Linked DNA regions of Homo sapiens: region 2 is linked to region 1. Evidence: read pairs that join two places in POLR2A ChIA-PET (ENCODE). Cell type or tissue: PC-9. All regions are shown on one strand. Each heading gives the region's core, and the rest is flanking DNA. Links, peaks and the distances in the headings are about the cores only. Region 1 overlaps SH3PXD2A (SH3 and PX domains 2A). Region 2 overlaps STN1 (STN1 subunit of CST complex).

Region 1 (11,988 bases), core at 2,377-10,376:
CTCCCCCTAAACTGCACTGTTCCCAGTCCCTACAATCCTGCCAGTAGACTAAGGACACGTATGAAGAAAACACTGCCCTTCTGCTGCCCCTTCCCTCCTCGTACCCTCGATGTTGCTAGGTCCTCCCTTTGAGTTCCTTGAAAGGGTCTCTAGGGTCAGAAGAGTATGGGAAGATGCAGATGAAGTGACCTGGGAGGTACAGGCCCGAGGCCAGAGCCTCTCTGCAGAGCCTTTCCCCAGGATCCACCCGCTGTGGTCATCTTACTGGAATCCCACTGAAATCCCACTAGCTGAAGAGATTTCTTTGGGTTGATTGGTTTCCTGTAGGAAGGGCAGGGGGCTTTCAGTCATTTCCATGTTAGTATAAACTGGTTTAAGGAGCTTCTTCCTTAACTTCTGGAGATCAACCAATGGCCAAAAGTGTGGCTGCTGGTTGTGCTGGGGTCCATTTGGACTGGGGAACATAAAGGGCAGATAACTGGGGATTGTGGGACACTCCTGGAGGAAAAGGTCCTGGGGTGGGGAAGGGGTAGCGTGAAAACACTGGCACTATGGGAAGAGGGCCAAGGAGGGAGGGAAAGGTGAAGAATGCAAAGGCAAGAAGAGACCAGTCCTCTGCATCCCCCACTAGAAGAGAAAGATTTTCTCCTTCTTTGGGTCCTACATTCTGTCCTTCACCCTGCCCCAGCCCTGTACCTACAGTTCAAGCACAGGTGGCTCCTGAGCCTGACAGTTCTGCCACATTATGCTCTTTACAGACTCTCCTGGAAACCTCAGTACAGAGAGAATGATTTTTCTTGGAAATTTAGTTGCAAGTTCCAGGCATGTGATTTAAAACATTCACATTGGGAATGTCACTGCTTTAGAGGCAGAGACTGCCCAATGAGTCTGACAGGTTCACTTGTATTAGATGGAGTTAACTCAATTACTACACAAAGCCACTCAGAGAATTGACTAAGTTACAGCTCTTCTCTGCTGCCGGGAATACCATGCTCAGCCCCAGCCACAAAATAGAGTGGCATGAATGCTGGAAGACATGCTGGGGGGTGGAGGGGCGTCCCAGGATCTATCACCCTGTTTTGCAGAGAGAAATGCTTAAAGTTGGGGGTGGCGGGTGAGAGAAGTGACTGCATCAAAGGCCAGGGGTCATGTGGTGTGGACTTGGCCAGAGCCCAGGTCCCCAGTATCTCAGTCTACCTGCCTGGTCCACATCCTCCTAACAACACTTCCTGATGTGGCTTCTGCAGGATCCTGGCCCTGAGATGTTCCTGGGAGAGAAAGCTTGTGGGGTTGGGCAATGCTGTCTATTCTAGACCCCTTGTAGGTGACACTCCCAGTGACATCCTTGTATCCTAGGCTCTGGGAAGCCCTGCAATTAAAACAACAAATGGGTTGGATTTTGTTTAATCCACTGTCCTGCAAGCTCATTTGACCAAAGAAGCCCTTTGTTTCAAGGCCCCCCTGTCACAAGCTCCTGCACATGCTCTGGGAAATGTTGTGAGACAAGCCCTGTGAGCTCAGGGTGGAGCGTGAGAGCTGGGATCTAGTTTAGGCCATGGCACTGGCCAGCGCCAGGCAGATGCTCATCTTTGTGGGGCTCATTTCTGTACCTTTCCTGCCTGCCTGCCCCTCAGGAATCTTACTAGCAAGGCCTAAAATGGGAAATGCAGTAGGTTTTCCACCACAATGAGTTAAAACCCTCGGCCTCATGGCCCAAGGCTTACCTCTGCCTTCTGTCCACCCCGAAAGCTGATGCCATCGGAAATGCACGACTGGAATTCGGCAATGGTGTAGTACTCCACCTCAACAGAAGGGGGCTCTGGTGGCTTTGGCAGTTGGAACCCCTAAGGTTAAGGAACACACAGTGGGCAAAACCCGCCTAAATCAGAAGAGTAACTTGGCCAAGGGTTGGTCCCCACTCAGTCCCCAGGGGGTGCGGATGGCCGTTTACACCAGCTGGACAGCAGCTGGCCTGAGTACGTATCTATCATGGGAGTCTCAGGGTATATATCGCCAGGGGACTACTCTGATGAGGCTTTCTAATAATACTCAGGACTCACGGAAGACTTGTCTGAGCTATCAAAATTCTCACATTACTATTACTATCATCATCATCATCATCATCATCATCATCATCATCATCATCATTACTCTGAGATAGGGTCTTGCTTTGGGACCCAGGCTAGAGTGCAGTGGAGTAATCAGAGCTCACTGCAGCCTCCATCTCCTGGGCTCAAGTGATCCTCCCACTTCAGCCTCCCCAGTAGCTGGGACTACAGGCACACACCACCACACCTGGTTAATTTTTTTTTTTTTTTTTGGTAGAGATGGGCTCTCTCAGGATCTGGAAGAATTTGCTAAAAAAAAAAAAAAAAAAAAAAAAAAAGCTCTCCCCCTCCCCCTCCCCTTCCCTCTCCCTCTCCCCACGGTCTCCCTCTCCCTCTCTTTCCACGGTCTCCCTCGGATGCCGAGCCGAAGCTGGACTGTACTGCTGCCATCTCTGCTCACTGCAACCTCCCTGCCTGATTCTCCTGCCTCAGCCTGCCGAGTGCCTGCGATTGCAGGCGCGCGCCGCCATGCCTGACTGGTTTTCGTGTTTTTTTGGTGGAGACGGGGTTTCGCTGTGTTGGCCGGGCTGGTCTCCAGCTCCTAACCGCGAGTGATCCGCCAGCCTCGGCCTCCCGAGGTGCCGGGATTGCAGACGGAGTCTCGTTCACTCAGTGCTCAATGGTGCCCAGGCTGGAGTGCAGCGGCGTGATCTCGGCTCCCTACAACCTCCACCTCCCAGCCGCCTGCCTTGGCCTCCCAAAGTGCGGAGAGTGCAGCCTCTGCCCGGCCGCCACCCCGTCTGGGAAGTGAGGAGCGTCTCTGCCTGGCCGCCCATCGTCTGGGATGTGAGGAGCCCCTCTGCCTGGCTGCTCAGTCTGGAAAGTGAGGAGCGTCTCTGCCCGGCCGCCATCCCATCTAGGAAGTGAGGAGCGCCTCTTCCCGGCCGCCATCCCATCTAGGAAGTGAGGAGCGTCTCTGCCCAGCCGCCCATCGTCTGAGATGTGGGGAGTGCCTCTGCCCTGCCGCCCCGTCTGGGATGTGAGGAGCGCCTCTCCCCGGCCGCGACCCCGTCTGGGAGGTGAGGAGCCTCTCTGCCCAGCCGCCCCGTCTGGGAAGTGAGGAGACTCTCCGCCTGGCAACCGCCCCGTCTGAGAAGTGAGGAGCCCCTCCGCCCGGCAGCCGCCCCGTCTGAGAAGTGAGGAGCCCCTCCGACCGGCAGCTGCCCCGTCTGGGAAGTGAGGAGCGTCTCCGCCCAGCAGCCACCCCGTCCGGGAGGGAGGTGGGGGTCAGCCCCCGCCAGGCCAGCCGCCCTGTCCGGGAGGTGAGGGGCGCCTCTGCCCAGCCGCCCCTACTGGGAGGTGAGGAGCCCCTCTGCCCGGCCAGCCGCCCCGTCCGGGAGGGAGGTGGGGGGGTCAGCCCCCTGCCCGGCCAGCCGCCCCGTCCGGGAGGTGAGGGGCGCCTCTGCCCGGCCGCCCCTACTGGGCAGTGAGGAGCCCCTCTGCCCGGCCACCACCCCGTCTGGGAGGTGTACCCAACAGCTCATTGAGAACGGGCCATGATGACAATGGCGGTTTTGTGGAATAGAAAGGGGGGAAAGGTGGGGAAAAGATTGAGAAATCGGATGGTTGCCGCGTCTGTGTAGAAAGAAGTAGACATGGGAGACTTTTCATTTTGTTCTGTACTAAGAAAAATTCTTCTGCCTTGGGATCCTGTTGATCTGTGACCTTACCCCCAACCCTGTGCTCTCTGAAACATGTGCTGTGTCCACTCAGGGTTAAATGGATTGAGGTCGGTGCAAGATGTGCTTTGTTAAACAGATGCTTGAAGGCAGCATGCTCGTTAAGAGTCATCACCACTCCCTAATCTCAAGTACCCAGGGACACAAACACTGCGGAAGGCCTCGGGGTCCTCTGCCTAGAAAAACCAGAGACCTTTGTTCACTTGTTTGTCTGCTGACCTTCCCTCCACTATTGTCCTATGACCCTGCCAAATCCCCCTCTGCGAGAAACACCCAAGAATGATCAATTTAAAAAAAAAAAAAAAAAAAAGAACACAGGACAGAGGCAGACCCACCAGCAGGGAGAACACCACGTGAAGCCTGGAGTCAGGCTTCCGGAGTCCCGGAAGCCGGGAGAGAGGCGGGGAACAGGTCCTCCTCCCACGCCTTCCCAGGGAACGAGGCCCTGTCGGCACCCTGATCTCCTCGCCCCTAGAACTGGGAGACAACACGTTTCTGCTGTTAAGCCACCCAGTGTGTGGTACTTTGTTACAGCAGCCCCCAAAAATAAAGACACCATTCCATGTCAAGAAAAAAAAAAAAAAAAAAAAGAAAAATTGTGTTGGGATTTAAATTAGAATTTCATCGAATTTACAGATTAGGGATAAAATTGAATAATACCGAGTCTTCTCATCCATAAATGTACCTTATTTCCATTCTGCCAGGCCTTCAATTCATTTTTGTGATTTTTCTTCATCAAAATATTGCACATTTTAATTAAATTATTCTATTCTTTAAAAAAAAAAAAAAAAGAGAAAAAAACTAGAGACAGGGTTTTGCCTGGTCTCAAACTCCTGGGCTCAAGCAATCCTCCTGCCTCAGCCTCCCAAAGTGCTGGAATTACAGGCATAAGCCACTGTGCCCAGCACAAAATGCTCATTATTAATGCAGTAATTTCTAATCTTACATCTCTGGAGGTCTAGTTTTCAGATGCCTCAATAGCTGAATCTCAAAATGAAAATTAAAAAGCAGAGAAATCTCCTGTAATCGTAGTGCTTTGGGAAGCCCAGGTGGGAGGACTGCTTGAGGCCAGGAGTTTGAGATCAGCCTGGGCAAATAGTGAGACCCCATTTCTACCACACACACATACACACACACACACAAAAATTAGGTGGACATGGTGTTATGCACCTGTGGTCCCAGCTACTTGGGAGTCTGAGGCAGGAAAATAGCGTGAGCCCAGGAGTTCGAGGCTGCAGTGAGCTATGAACAGACCACTGCACTCCAGCCCAACTGACAGAGTGAGACTCTGTCTCTGAAAAAAAAAAAAAAAAAGAAAGAAAGAAAAAGCAGAGAAATCATTCTAACAAAGCACTTGCACACTGCCCTGTGGGAGAGGAAGGAAAGCCACTGTCCTGGAGTCTAGGGGTGAGGGCTGCAGGTGGGACTTCTGACAGCACAGGCAAGGCAATGGAGCACAGTGGTCTCTAGTCTGGGGTGTGTGTGTAAGAAGGCAGTGCGGTTGAGTGAGCAAAGTCTTTGGCTGGTCATCATGACAAGGCCAGATAGGCAGGCAAGCACTAAATAAACTCGCAATATTCTGTGGGCAGGGTAGAACTCATTGGAGATCCTCAATGCTTTTCAGAAACTGGCACAGCAGCATCTAAGCATGACATTCAAGGACATTTAGAAGCTGGCTTTGGCCCATGGTTTGTGAGCCTCACCCATTCATTTAACAACTGTTTGTTGTGTGTCTACTGGGTGCCAGACACTGGTCTAAGGCACCGAGCGCCCAGTAGGAAACCAAATGGACAACCCCCTGCCCTTGTGGATTGTATATTTTTGCTTCAATGGTCTTGTCTCTACTCAGCTAAAATGGACTTTGTACCCCGCTATTTATGTCCTCCCTCATGCAAAGGGGTTCAAATAAAGCAATTGGGAAAAAAAGGTGGGAGGGATGAGGGGACGGGAAGAAGCTTGGTGTAGCAGGAAGACCTGGAAAGACCTCAACCTTGGGGCTGGACTCCAATCATAGCAATTTACCAGCTGTGTGGCCCTGGGCAAAGCCCTTGACGTCTCTGAACTTCAGTTCTCTCATCTGTAAAATGGAACTAATACCAGCATCCTGAAGAGGATCCCTGAGATAACATACATCACTTTGGGCCCAGCGAGGGGCATAGGGAGAGCTCAATAAATAGAAGCTGGAACTCAGCACTCCTTCTGAACTTCTCTTCTTCCCAGCCTTCCTCATCCTTCAAGGCTCTGCATGTCCTAACCCCACCAGTTGAAACTGAGCTGAGGCAGAGTGAGTGAGGGGTGGGAGGAAGCTGGTTTTGAGGGATTGAGTGAGAATCTGCCACCTTTCCTGGCCCCAGGGCCTGGCTGTGCAGCCGTGCATGTGAGCAGACACAGCCCAGGCTCAGCCCAGGCCACATCTCTGGCCAGGTGGGATGCAGCTGGGCCTAACTGGAAACAGCAGCCCTGCCTCAGCAATCCCCACATTTGGTAAGTGTGGAAGGAATTACCCCATTCTTGCCAAAATCAAGTCTGCCTGAAAATAATTAGCCGTGGCTAGGAGAGATGGTTGAGAGGGAGAATTCAGTGTTTGGGTGTGTAAAACTCAGGAGGAAAAAGAGAAACTCCACTGGGGTCCATGGCCAAGGCAAGGAAGGTCTCATCTCCAGGGATGAAATCTTTAAAAACCATATTTTTATGGAGGGCCTACTCTTCCATAGACTGGTGCCATCTCCCTTAGCCAGGGCTGATGTCACTGACCACAGTAACTCTTGTTGCTAAGCCCAGATGTGACTTCAGAATCCTCCTTAACCCAGTGCACCAGGTAGTATTACCAAGCAGGCAAGAGCTGACATAGGAAATGGAAACCTGTTTGCTAGCCCCCCACATAAATCATCTCATTTCATCCTTACAACAGCCCTAAGAGATGGCTAGTACTGTCCCGTCTGATAAATAAGGGCACTGAAGCTTGTAGAGGGCAACTGGCTTACCTACAGTCTCTCCGCCTCTAAGTGTCAGAAGTGGAATCCGAATCCATGCCTGGCACTTGAAGACACACTCTTTCCACTACATCCCACTGCGCTTACTAACAGTTCTTTGTTCCAAGGCTCTCAGCCTGCCACCAGCATCGCAGGCACCCCAAGCCCTGGCCCCTGATGCGTATCTACCTGCCCGAGGGTCTGGACACCAGGAAACCCCACCCACATGAACCAGGGACCCTGGCAGTGTTAACCTCTTAAAGCTGGGGCGTGAGCCACTCCTTGCAACTCACACTCCTCCCTGGAAGACGTTCACTGATCTGCCCTCTGCCCTCCCAGACTCTGCCATCCACCACCTCCACTGGGCATTCCTGACCAGGGAAAGCTGAAAGGCTTCCAGGCTAGCATGGACAGGAGCCCCATTTCCAGCCTCTGGCAATGCCCTGGCTGGACACTTTTGCCGGGCAGTCTAAATGTTTATGTCTGCCAATGCAGTGGCTGGGATGGATTTATTTAGCTTTGGAGTGCAGTGTGTTTCCGATTATAAACTGTCCAGCCAGGCCTCCAGGAAGGCTGGGATCTGCAGGCTTCCCTCCCTGCCCCTAGCCCCACAAAACTAGAAGCCCCAGCAGGGCTCTGGAAAACCCCTGGATCAAGAGGCTCTGCCGCAAGATAGCCAATTGATCGGGTGGCTATAGCGCATTCACAGAAAAGGAAGGAAAGGGGAGAAGAAATTCAGTACACATACCAGGCTGGATTCTCTGCGTGGTGGAGGTCTTGTCCGTAGGTTCGGGGAGCCTAGAGGAAGAGACATGGCTTCAGAAATCCTAGTCAGACGATGGGCAACAGTACCCATACCTGCCTTCCCTAGGTGAAACTAACTCCTGATCCTTCAAGTTCATGCTTTAGCTCAGCCTTTATGAAGGACTTGACACTCTAAGTCACTATGGGCACTGTGGTTGGGCTTTTTCAAGGGGAAACTATAGACCTTTACCTTGGCTGTGCTTCCAGGGGATCTATGAACACTCTAAAATTATGTGCACTTTTCAAAATGTGCAGCTATGTGGGCATTTTTCAGGGTAACGGGTGTATAGATTTATCAGGTTTTCAAAGTTAGGAGCAGAGACCATGTCTGTTTTTTGCTTACTATTAAATCCATAGAAGCTAGCATAATGCCAGGCAAGAGGAGGTGCCCAATAACTGTTTCCCAGCTGGTTCCCTAAAAGATTTCAGGCACGAGAGCTAACTTAACCCAGTGGAGCTAAACTAAAGAAACAGCTTTCCTCCAGATTTTAAGAATGGCTGGACACAAACAAAAGCTAGGTTCCTATAACATGGAAGTTTTAAGCCTCAACAAAAGGCATTATTGGGCCAGAGATGGAGGGTGCCAGACTGCCTGGAGTCTCCTGTAGAAATGAAGATGATTCTTGAAGAACGCCCTGTTGAAACTGCCTGTGTAGAGTGGTAAAGCCTTAGCTCCCAAGTCTCTTAGGTTTCCAGTAACGAGTGGAAAGTCATAGGGAAGGAGCTGCTAAGGCCCAGAAAGACGTTTCTCTACAGACTGTCACTCCATAGGGCAGCCCTGCATATAGCACCCACATTCAACAGCCCAGGGAAATGTGTTTTTTTGATTTTTTAAAAGTCAGCTACACATCATCTATCTTGATTTATAAAGCCTTTACCATAAGGAAAAGAAAACATTTCTTGCTCTTGGAACGCGTGTATCTGCAGAGTGACCATTGCTGGCTCTCCACTAGAGGAGGGAACGCTACCACCCACATCCTCATGTGATCTAGCTTCCGTGGAGCAGCTGGGAGCAGTTGAGTCATCATACTCCTCTGCCTTCTCCACTCCTGTGATGAGCATGACACAAGTTGACAGAGTGAGGGTCAAAGGCCAGTCTGTAGCCCAGGAGGAAAACGCCATGGGGGTCCTGTGCACCCCCCTGGCTTTCACGGCACCCATGCCCATTCTCTAAGGAGCTTTGCAGTGAGGACCTAGAGGTCAGCGAGGCTCTTACTGATCTGGGCCCGCTGAGGGGCAATCCTGGCCACAGCTGGAGAGCCCTGGGCCAGCCTGGAGACAGTCCTGTCAGGAACGCCCACGGCACTGCCATTGGAGGCATTGCAGAGGATGGGCAGGCTGATCTCCTTCTTGGCAATGGGGGCCTCATGGCCCTCGCCTTCGGCTGGTGGAGTTTCCTTGTCCCCAGACGCCTTCTTGTTCAGCAGGTTGCTGATCTCCATGATGTTCCCAATGATCTCCACTGGGCCGGCCAGGTTCTTCTTCCGGGTTGGCAGGTCATCCTTGGCCTTCTTCAGGTAGGATGCTGGCGCCCAGCCCTCTTTGCCCAGGTATCTGTGGGGAGGAGCAGGATGTGCTATCATTAGAGCACTCTGACCTCACAGCCCACTCCCAGGCCCTAGGATCCATCTGGCCTTGCCCAGTGGAGCCTTCCCTACCATGTTCTGCAAGGCTTGGCAATCCCACTACTCTGGAGAGAAATGGCACCGAGGGTAGATGGAAAAGACACCCAGAACACCAATTCCCACTGCCCCCCCACCATGCTCCTTTTTCTTTGCCTGATCCCTCTTGGGGTGGGCTCTCATGTTCTGCAAAGTCAGGCAAATGTGGGAGCTTGGGATCAGATTTATCAACTTTTGGGTTGCCCAAAGGAGGACTTCATAATGGCCTGCTACTTCCCAGTCAGTTGAGGATAATTAGAGAGATAAGAAGAAGGTGTGGATGTGGTATGTAGAGGTAAATGGCCTGTAGGAAGGGGAGGTATTATTAGAGAGGGAATTGACTCCAGAAGGTGAGAGTCAGGCAGTCTGAGTTCTAGTCTGTGGTACCTTGCACAAGTCCCTTCCCTGGAGCTCAGTTTGTGTCTCTTTTGCAAGATGCAGGGATAGAGTCGCTGCTAAAAATGTACCCAGAAGGACAGACATGTTGAGATCAACTAAGCTGTCTCCAACATCTTAGCTGGAATGGCTCCTCCATGCCAGATGACTGAATGGGACAGCTGTGGTGCCACTGCAGGGAGAGTAGGTGGATCCTCTATAGACTGTCACAGACCAAGTTCACAAACCAGGCTAAATTTACTGTAGTGGAACAAAGATGCATTATTCAATAAGTGATTTGGGGCTGGGCGAGGTGGCTTACACCTGTCATTACAGCACTTTGGGAAGCTGAGGCAGGAGGATCGTTTAAGGCCAGCCTGGGCTACATAGCAAGATCTCATCTCTACCAAAAAAAAATTTTTTTTTTTTTTAATTAGCTGGGTGTGATGGTGCATACCTGTAGTCCCAGGTGCTTGGGAGGCTGAGGTGGGAGGATTGCTTGAGCCCAGAAGTTTGAAGCTGCAGTGAGCTATGATCATACCACTGCACTCCACTCTGGGAGACAGAGTGAGACCCTGCCTCCAAAAATGTAAAAAGTGATTTGGGGAAAACTGATGACCCAGTTAGGAAAAACAAGTAAGACAGACACTGGCTTTATACCATATAGCAGAATTAACAAATAGAAGATTGACATAATGTTGGGGGTTGAGAAAATCTAAGTGGGGCTCCAAAAGCAGAAACCATAAGTGAAAAGACAAAAGCACATGACTAGATAAAACTAAAACCAAAGCAAAACAAAAACAAAACAAAACAAAAGGAAACAAAACCAAAAGCTCATAAACAAAGGCAAAAGGCAAATGATAGGGCTGACTTAATTTCTGGTGATTCGATGACTTCTGAAAACAAGCTTTTCCTTTTTTCCTCGTGGTGTTGAGTTTTCACCCAAACCCATGGGGACTTCACTTCCTGGTCCAGTAGTCGCTGGCCAGTGCCCCCAAGTCTGGGTTGCAATGTCCCCATCTGCTCCCTGGACACATCTGGCTCTTTGGAATGGCTCCTCCACACCAGATGTCTGAACACCTCCCCCCCCGCCCCGCCCACCGTCTTCCTGATCTGACCTTGTTCTTGGGCGCTCATTAGGTGGGAGAAAAGGAATATGAAAGCTGAAGTTCCTATCAACATGTCTGAGCTTTGCGAGAAAGCTCAGGTAGGAGGTGGCTCCTTACGTTCTGTCACAGAAACATGCAGGCAGGCTGAGCCAAGCTCGCCTCCCCAGGGATTGGGAGGCAGAGGTGAGTTAACACGTGGGTGGGAGTCAGGGGCCTGTCTTTGGCTCCCTGATGCAATGGGTGCAAACAGAAGCACAGAATTTTAAGGGTGGATGGAAGCAACGAGTAAAAATACCTAATCTTATGTGAGCCAACAACTACGGCTCAGAAAAGCAAGGGGGTCACACAGTGAGCGCTTAGCAGCATCTGGCCCAGAGCCTGGTGCTCTTGCATCTCAGAGAAAAGACAAAGATGAGCCCACTGGCCCTCACTGACGATTTTTCTACATGGACACTGTAGAGCTATGGGGAGAGGGGGCTCATGGAGGTGACGGTCAGGCCTGCTTAGGGCCCCGAGTGCTGTATTTGTGTTCCTTCAGCACTACATGGGTAAAATTAAGATTCCAGGAGGAGAAACGCAAGGGAATCAGGAGTGCCTGTGTGTGTCTGGGTCCAGCTCTGCTCACATCTGCTTTCCAGCAATGGAGAATGAAATGACTCCAGCGGGAAGCAAGCTGGAAAGGGCGCGATGGAGAGTGCGAGGGTGTGTGTGTGTGTGTGTGTGTGTGTGTGTGTGTGTGTGTGTGTGTGTAGGGGTTGGGGGAGGAGAAGAAAGACAGGAAATGAGGATCAACGTAGAGCCTGGAATGTTGGGAAATGGCATATTTAAGGGGGTGTCTGGCAGCCTTTTTAAGGTGGAATCTTTTCAGCCGGGTTTTCTCAGTCCAAGCTCCTGCTGGCTGTAAGACTAGGCCATGGGGATAGGAGCGGACTAGAAGCAGCTCAGAGTGACTTTGTTGGTCATTTTAGAAAACAAAAAAATAATAATAAAGCAGCCTTGTAGATAAGCTCCAGGCAAGTGAGCTAGGCCACCAGCCTGCCAGAATGTTTCCTGGCTTTCCCATGTTCAACTCATGGCTGGTGGGTGATTGGGTTGACTCTAGTTTCCATTGCTCAGAGAACATAAAAGTCTAGGGGCACTGGCTTTGGACAATACACATCCAGATGCACAGTCCCATCCCACCCAATGGGACAGAAAGGGACATCTCAGCCCTCCTGACTGATATGCACCAGGGCTCCGGGGTGGGGCGGGGTGGGGGCGGGGTAGGGGCGGGGGGTGTG
Region 2 (8,000 bases), core at 1-8,000, 290 kb after region 1:
GTTGTATAGCATTCTTAAATATACTATGAATTGCCTTGGAAGTGGTGTCCTTCTTAAAATTCACCTGTAAAGAGAGGAAAAAGAAAAAAGAAAAGAAATAAGTCTCACCTTACGGCACCTGAGAACAACTCCTAGACCAACTGGTTCATGAATTTGTCCAACAGGCCTTTTAACTGCTGAGTCAAAAAGATCCTGGTATGTACCGGCCTAGCAGGATGGTATTTAAGGAGGACTGAGAAGTGTGCCCCGGCAGGTCACCTTTCATAACTGTTCCCTACCTTAGTTGTGATTTTTTTTTTTTTAATGAACTCAACACTCCATAGTGCAGAATAAAAAAAGCTACCCTCACTGTTGGACAATCTTTGACTTATTTTTTATACAAAACCAAAACACTGTATATATATATTAGCCCCCTTTTCCATTAAAATTGAGGCTGTATACAATCTCTTCCTAGGGACTTCAAAGATTTTTTGTATGTTGGAATAATTTGGGGATTCCAGCATGAAGTATTAAATAGCCTCATTATTTTAAATGGAGGACAACAGAGGCTGTGCAGAGATCCACCAAGGGGAGTCCACAAGGCTGAAGGTAGACAGCAGTCCTGGTGAAGCACAGTCCCCACCTAGAAGGGACCTCTGCTGCTGTCAGCTCTCCCCCTCACTTTCAGTGTCTCTTCACTTCTCTGGAGACACGTTTGCCTGGGGAGGGTCATCCAGGTCATCCTGCTTCTTATCCCCGAGGAAGCTAGGCTATCAGCTATGTCCCCCCATGCTTGACCAGATGGGATGCTTCTTGAGTCAGGGACTTTGTTTCATCTTGGCCACCTCCTCCCTAGCACACGTTAGGTGACTGATAAAGTATCTGTGAGATGAATGGAAACAAATACACATTAGAGTGTGTGTATTCTTCTTATTATTCCATTGGGGATTTTCCACTCCTTCCTAAAACAAAGAAAAGGGCGAACAACAATTGCTCTTCAAAGTACAGATCCTTTTTTTTTTTGAGACAGAGTCTCTGTCGCCCAGGCTGGAGTGCAGTGGCGCGATCTCAGCTCACTGCAAGCTCCACCTCCTGGATTCATGCCATTCTCCTGCCTCAGCCTCCCGAGTAGCTGGGACTACAGGCGCCTGCCACCATGCCCAGCTAATTTTTTGTATTTTTAGTAGAGACAGGGTTTCACCATGTTAGCCAGGATGGTCTCGATCTCCCGACCTCGTGATCCACCCGCCTCGGCCTCTCAAAGTGCTGGGATTACAGGTGTGAGCCACCGTGCCCAGCCTACAGATCCATTTTCAATGTGACAGAAATTTGTCAAGATATTGAAAAGATCAGAGTTCCAAACAAATGTGGCAAAGCTTCCAGAAAAGCATTTGAAGGCCAAGTCCTACCTCTATTGAAAGGTACTTACAAAGCCTATGTGGGGCAGCACCCAGAGGTGCTGAAAAAGAGTGGCTGAGATTTGCTAATGACATTTCCTCAAGGGGAGAGGAAAGAGCCTCCACAGGGTCTCAAGTGTTCACAAGTCCGTCCCAAAGTAACCTTCTCTTTCTAGAAGAGACCTCCCAAACAGGCTTTCTGTTACTCTAATAGATCCTGGTGATGTTTCACAAATGTGTTCTCCTGGGCTAACAATAACAGCCTAACACACTAATTGAATTATCAGTCTAAGTTTTTCCTTAAAAGAACAAGCTGGAGAACCTTGTCATTAGAGCCCCCAAACCGACAAACATTCCAGGTTATGACAGCTTCCATTCAGAAGGGAGAATAAGGCTGAGAAATATTTGACAACTCCCACAGGCAGAAAACCTCTCTGGGTGTGTTTAGAATAAACACCACACCTAGCAATCCTCAGCCACACATCTTTTTATTCACGAGGCTTAGGGCAAAACTGTTTTTAATTTCATACATGAGTGCTCTTAGGGGATGCACCATCAGTGCAACATAGACTCCTTTGCAAACCTTCATAACTACTTAATCTTTATAATTCTAAGGAGATCTATCTTCTTTAGTCAATTTAACATAAGGATCCTAAAGGTTAGGTTTATTACATCTCTTAGCAAGATAGAAATAAATTGGAAACTAACTAGAGATGAGTATTACATGATTATTCCTGTCTTTAAAAATGACTCTTGGTTATCCCCAAACCATATAAAAAGCCTAGTTCCCCCTCCCAGATTTCAGTCAGATCAAGCAGCAGGAAGAGACAATGCTAGGCCTAGGAGATTAAAAACACAGTTTCAGCTGTGAGCAAGGACTCAACAGAAATGGCTCTCTGTAAATATAAACAATACTTGAAGCTTCCTTTCCAAAAACATTTGCCTCAGCTGACCCTGGGACATATTTCCCTGGCCTAGTTATAAAGACCATAGTCTCAAGGGTAAAGCCACTAATCGTCTCTTCCAGCCAGCAGCTTTTCCTGGACTGGGATCTGTGTCTTTCTTGTCTTTTTCAAAAAAGCAATGACAGACTCATCAGATTTAGGAAACCGAAATTGCTCACAGGCAAAAAAAAAAAAAAACCAAACAAACAAAAAAAAACAGTCACTAGCTAAACGTGCTGAGCTTTACCAAGCCTCGCCTCATCTCAGGTCAGGAACTGGGTGGATCCCTGAAATATATATAGTCTTCATTCCCAAACAAACTCAACATTCATCCAGCTGTCAAAGAAACAATGGTTTTGCAGGCCCTGCTTATCATGTTTCTGGATTTGCTAAGAAGGACCACTATGAAAAAAAGGAGGAAACATTCAAGCCTGCTCTCTCTCTGCCTCTAAACTATAACACCATCACAATGATTTTTTCTGTTAAGCTTTCATCTGTATGACAACAGAAAGTGCCAAAGGATCTAGGGTTTCAGTCTCATTGTAAAGCACCTTTAGTCTCCCAGGAATCTATTAAACAGAACTCAGTTTAATCACACTGACCTCCCCAACCAGAGCAATGTGAGGGACTAATTCATAATTGATAGAAAAAAGAGTTTCCAAAGACAAAACAAATATAGTGCCATATTCGATTCTTTTTAAACATATAGCACCAGGCAGACACAAGTTTCTGCTGTAAGCATTTTCAAAAAGATATGCCAAAGGTTCCCCACAGATCATTTTGAATGGAGGAGTCTTTTAGTCCTCAAAGAGTCCTTAAGTCTCTCTCTCTACTTAATTATAGCTATCACGGAAGAGCTGGCTTCATGTGAAAAATATGGTCTTCGCTAAGCTTTAAAGTTTCTATCCAAACATGCTGATAGAATCATCAGAAGTCCTAGGAGGTCAATTTGGCTTTGAGCCGCCTCTAAATGATTAAGTGGGAAGAAGGTCAATCTTGCTGTCAGCCGACAGCTGGAGCGCTGCAACTGTTTAGAAGCAACCTTGGCAAAGAACAAAGCAGCCAGTCGTGACCCTTTCCACTTTGGTGTTTTCTGAAACGATATCCCTCATCTCCTCGTATGAAACCATGGGTCACTGGGCACATCAGGCTGTTGCCCAGAAGAGATAATTAGGAGCACAAACAAAACTGAGAAGCAGTGGTCATGCCCAGGAAGTCAGGATGTGACTCAGTATCTGTTCCACCAAAATCAAGAACTTATGTTACCTAGCAAGGGTGTTCACAGCAGCCTTGTTGGTGATGGCAAGAGATCAGAAAACATCTAAACAGTCCAGGAATGGACAGACTGGTCATATACATGATGGTACATGTGACAAAGACTGTAGGGGCCAACCTATATGTACGGCTAGGAAAGAATCTGTGAGACATACGTCAATGAAAAGTGTGGTGTCTCATAGTATACTACGCCATGCTACCATCTGTGTGAAACAGAAGGGGCTACAGTGACTTAGAGTACACACAAGCACAGACTATCTCCAGAATGATATTCCAGACACTAGTACTGGTGCTTGTCTCAGGGGAAAGGGAGTGAGAGGGAGGATGGGAAAGAAACTGACCTTTACCTTTACACTTTGTGGGACAATTTGAATTTTTAAAAATCATTCATTCCTTCAATCAGCAAATAATGAGTGAGAACCTGCTTTATGCCAGCCCCGTTCTAGGCCCTGGGTAGAGAGCAAAGAATAAGACAGACAAGTCCTCTGCTCTCACAGAACTTAAATTCTGATGGAGGAATAGGCAAGCAAACAAATAAAGACCAGTGACGTCAGATACAAAAACAGGGTGTAAGGGTGAGGGGCCACGTGGCAATCAGAGCAGCTAGACGGCCAGGGAGGGCAAGGAGGGACATTTAAGCTGAGATCATTCCCTGGTGGGATAAAGAAAGTAAATAAATGAGTCACGTTACAACAACAACAAACCTAAGAACTGCAATGAAAGGGAAAGCCTAAAATCAATGTCTCAAATAATTCTTAATTCCAAGCAATACGTCAACACCAAGCAACAAAACAAGTTACCCAAATAAAACTAGGGGTAAAAACATGGAGATAACTTTTTCTTTTTTTTTTGTTGGGACAAGGTCTCACTCCGGGTGACAGTCAGGGGTCAGGGTCACCCAGAGTGAGACCCTGTCTAATTTTTGTATTTTTAGTAGAGACAAGATTTCACCATTTTGGCTAGGCTGGTCTTGAACTCCTGGCCTCAAGTGATCTGCCCACCTTGACCTCCCAAAATGCTGGGATTACAGGCGTGAGCCACTGCGCCTGGCCCCTCGTTACTTAATCTTATTATGCTTAATATTTGAGTAGAAAAAAATAATAATAGTCTAAGGTCCATAGTAGTAGGTTGTTAGTATTCATTGAGATGGATGTTTAATCTCAGCAGAAGCCAAGTGACAGGGAAGTAGATGAGAGGAGGTAATTATCCATCCAAGATGATTTATTCATCAGCAAAATGATTCGCGAACTTGAACCATGGTTTTTAATGACTTGCTCTGTCTTTTTCAGAATAAGATTAACCCATTGTGTTTTAGGAGTTTAAATAAAGACCGAGTTGTATTCAGACTCATTTGTAAGTAAAATTTCAAGGAACACTTAAGTAATTTTTTATTCTTTAATTTTTTATTCCTCTTAGAAAAAGTTATCTTGGTTAGCCAGGCGTGATGGCACATGCCTGTGGTCCCAGTTACTTGTGAGGCCAAGGCAGGAGAAGCACCAGCCTGGGCGACAGAGTGAGACTCTGTCTCCGAAAAAAAAAAGATTAGGTAAGGAGGAAGAAGGGGCAGGTCCAGCCTTATGCCTCATTTCAAGTTCTTAGTAGTCAATGACCTTTCCAGAATAGAAATAATGTGTGACAGAACCATTCCCTCCGTTCCCTGGGTCAACTCTGTGAATCTTCATGCCACAGTCACTTTCACCCACACCTGCAGTTGCAGATCTGGGGCAGGGAACCAGAATTCTCACATGGGCATGCTGCACTCACTTGGTCGGAGGAGGCACTGTGAATCACAGGCTGATTGGCAAGGGACAGCAAAGACTCCACCATTTCCAGCTCCTGCTGGTAAAAGCTCTGCACTCTGTTCTCCATGAGGAATTCTTTGGCTTTTTCACTCAGCAAACTCGTGAGACTGGGGAGGTCCAGGGCGCCTGGATTGCTGCGGAGGGAAAGTTTTAAAGAGCTCTGCAGAAAACCATCACCTTTGTTCCTTTTTGGTGTATAAAAACCAGAAAATTAGCTAGAAAATGCAACACTATATTGGAGTTTGTTTTTCATATACAGAGTAATATATACAGGGAACATCATGTGGTTGTTTAAAATGATGAGGCAGAACTACAGGAACTAAGATATTCATGACAGATTAGGAGAAAAAAGTCAAACTGCAGAACAGCATGTAAGGTATGGTCCTATTTTTATATAAAAAAAATGGAAACCCACAAAATCTATGGGTGAATATTCATGCTTGTGTAAGCACAGAAGAAACTAATTTAAAAAGACACACATTGGCTTATGAACATTGGTAATCTCTGGGGAATGGTCCTGAGGCAGGAGACAGGAAAATGGAGAATTTTCACTTTTTATATGAGTCTATAGTTGTGCTTTTAATATACTTTTTTGAATATATAATATATTCATGTTAAAAAACATTAAAGGATACACAGTAAAGTCTCCTTTCTGTCCCCTTCCTGTCCTATCCTCCGGTCCCCACCCCCGAGGGAGCTGCTGTTACCGGTTCTCTGTGTCTCCTCTCAGAGTTCTTTTATGCACATATTAGCAAATATGCACACATTCTCATTCCTCCTGGGTTTTCTCCCCTATAAAAAAGTAAAATCATCCCTGGTTGAGAATGACCGGTGCAGGTTTTTTTAAAACAGGTTTTTGATTATGACGTGCTATGGTATCATATTTTGATTATGAGGTGACTTGGTGCATTTTTCTTCAGGTTTCTTGCCTTGGGGTTCATTGAGCTTCCTGGATCTGTGAGTTTAAAGTTTTTATCAAACTTGGAAAAATGTCAGGCATTATTATTTCTTCCAAGTGTTTTTCTCTGCTCCTGCCTCCACTCCTCCTTCAGTGACTCCAATTACACCCATAATTTCCTCACGACAACCCTAGGACATCTGTGCTATTATTCTCTTCATGTTACAGTTGAGGAAATTGAAGCATAGAGAGGGTTAGAGGGCTTGCCCAGAGCCCCACAGTGCATAGGTGGATGATTCGGGATTTGAACCTAGGCCGATCCCAGCATCTGGGCTCAGCTGCTTCAGTTTTCTGCCGTGGTCACGTGCTCAGCAGTGATAAGTCACCACTTACCTTAGTGCCTCTTCTTTCTCTAGGGCTGAGCTGTGAAAAGGCTGGTCATAAACTTTCCTGTAGATAGTGGGCAGCTCAAGCATCCTTGCAATTTGAATGTTCCACACTGGGTCGTCCACTTTATCTAACAAGTGACCAGAAAAAAGATGCTACAGAAATTACAAATTACATTGAGATCAATTCTTTCCCAGGCCCAAACTGCTGCTAAGACAACAGTAAATGAGGTGCTGGGTGGGCCTCCTTCCTTGTGAGTGCCCAGGGATCACAGTCTAGATGCACTAAATGGCTCCCAGTCATCCTGCATGAGGGAATGCGATGCCCTAAGTGTCATGGGCTTGGCCAGGGCCAAGGAACCAGGAAAGCACATCAATGTATTGATTCGTCTGCTCCTCTGGTGGACAGCAGGGGCTGTCCTTGAGATTTCCAACTGAAAACCAGCCAGCACGTGCAAAGGGAAGATGATGGGGAACTGTCATATTTCTGATTAGCTGTTTTCATTTAAAGTTAATGGACTTAATGGTATTCAAGAAATTTCTGGCCAGGCACAGTGGCACACGGCTGTAATCCCAGCACTCTGGGAGGCTGAGGTGGGCGGATCTCTTGAGCTCAGAAATTTGAGACCAGCCTGGACAACATGGCGAAACCCCATCTCTACAAAAAATTAGCTGGGTGTGGTGGCGCATGCCTGTAGTTCCAGCTACTCAGAAGGCTGAGGTGGGAGAATCTCCTGAGCCCAGGAATTTGAGGCTGCATTGGGCTGTGACTGTGCCACTGCATTCCACCCTGGGCAACAGTGTAAGACTCTGTCTCAAAAAAAGAAAAAAAATAAAGAAAAAATAAAGAAATTTCCATTATTTTGAAGAATATTCATATTTTGCCCTAATGGATTGACATTCTGAACTTGAAAGTGCTTTGGAAACTCTACTATGTCATCCAAATAAACTTGCCAACCATATATAAAGTAAATAATTCATTTTCTTTCCCAACTTATAATTAGCTGTCTTCAAAATAAAAGTAAGAAATGCTGATTTTCTAAAGAAAGCATGTTAAACAATGTAATTCACTCATTAAATAGAGTTATACCTTAACTGAACTTTTTGAAAGTTTGACTTCCAGCTGAACAAGAGGTTTACTGGACGCACATCCAGAAAAACCACCAATTTGGTAGAAATATCTTGTGCTTACAGTAAGTGGTGGCATGAATCTCTCGCTCTTCTCTGTATGTGCGGATACTGCCTCTGACTCGGATCGTGTCCCCGATCTCTATCTTTGTTTTCTGCTCAATGGTCTCTTGTAGCTTCTTAAGTTGTGA

Evidence for each region. ChIA-PET counts read pairs that join two places held together with the same protein. Peaks named below come from ENCODE experiments on the same cell type or tissue, not always from the same donor. Only the 100,000 strongest peaks of a DNase experiment are listed, where the experiment ranks them.
Region 2: POLR2A ChIA-PET joins it to region 1 with 10 read pairs; 2 of 35 experiments call an interaction of 5 or more read pairs at or near these places.

The regions. Positions count from the first base shown.
Region 1 is chr10:103,604,074-103,616,061 of GRCh38, forward strand. It overlaps SH3PXD2A (SH3 and PX domains 2A), which reads right to left. Exons shown (of 15, transcript NM_001394015.1): 12 at 8,780-9,117; 13 at 7,508-7,557; 14 at 1,725-1,844. Among named protein-coding and RNA genes, the nearest start is that of NEURL1-AS1, 93 kb to the left of the region's middle. RefSeq lists an enhancer at 3,291-4,148. In PC-9, for the core only: no CTCF peak of the experiment used is centred there; no DNase peak of the experiment used is centred there.
Region 2 is chr10:103,892,189-103,900,188 of GRCh38, forward strand. STN1 (STN1 subunit of CST complex) reads right to left here. Exons shown (of 10, transcript NM_024928.5): 5 at 7,874-8,000; 6 at 6,689-6,812; 7 at 5,360-5,531; 8 at 1-64. Among named protein-coding and RNA genes, the nearest start is that of STN1, 22 kb to the right of the region's middle. In PC-9, for the core only: no CTCF peak of the experiment used is centred there; DNase peaks (open chromatin) are centred at 2,563, 3,473 and 4,223; H3K4me3 peaks cover 1,279 bases; H3K27ac peaks cover 5,187 bases.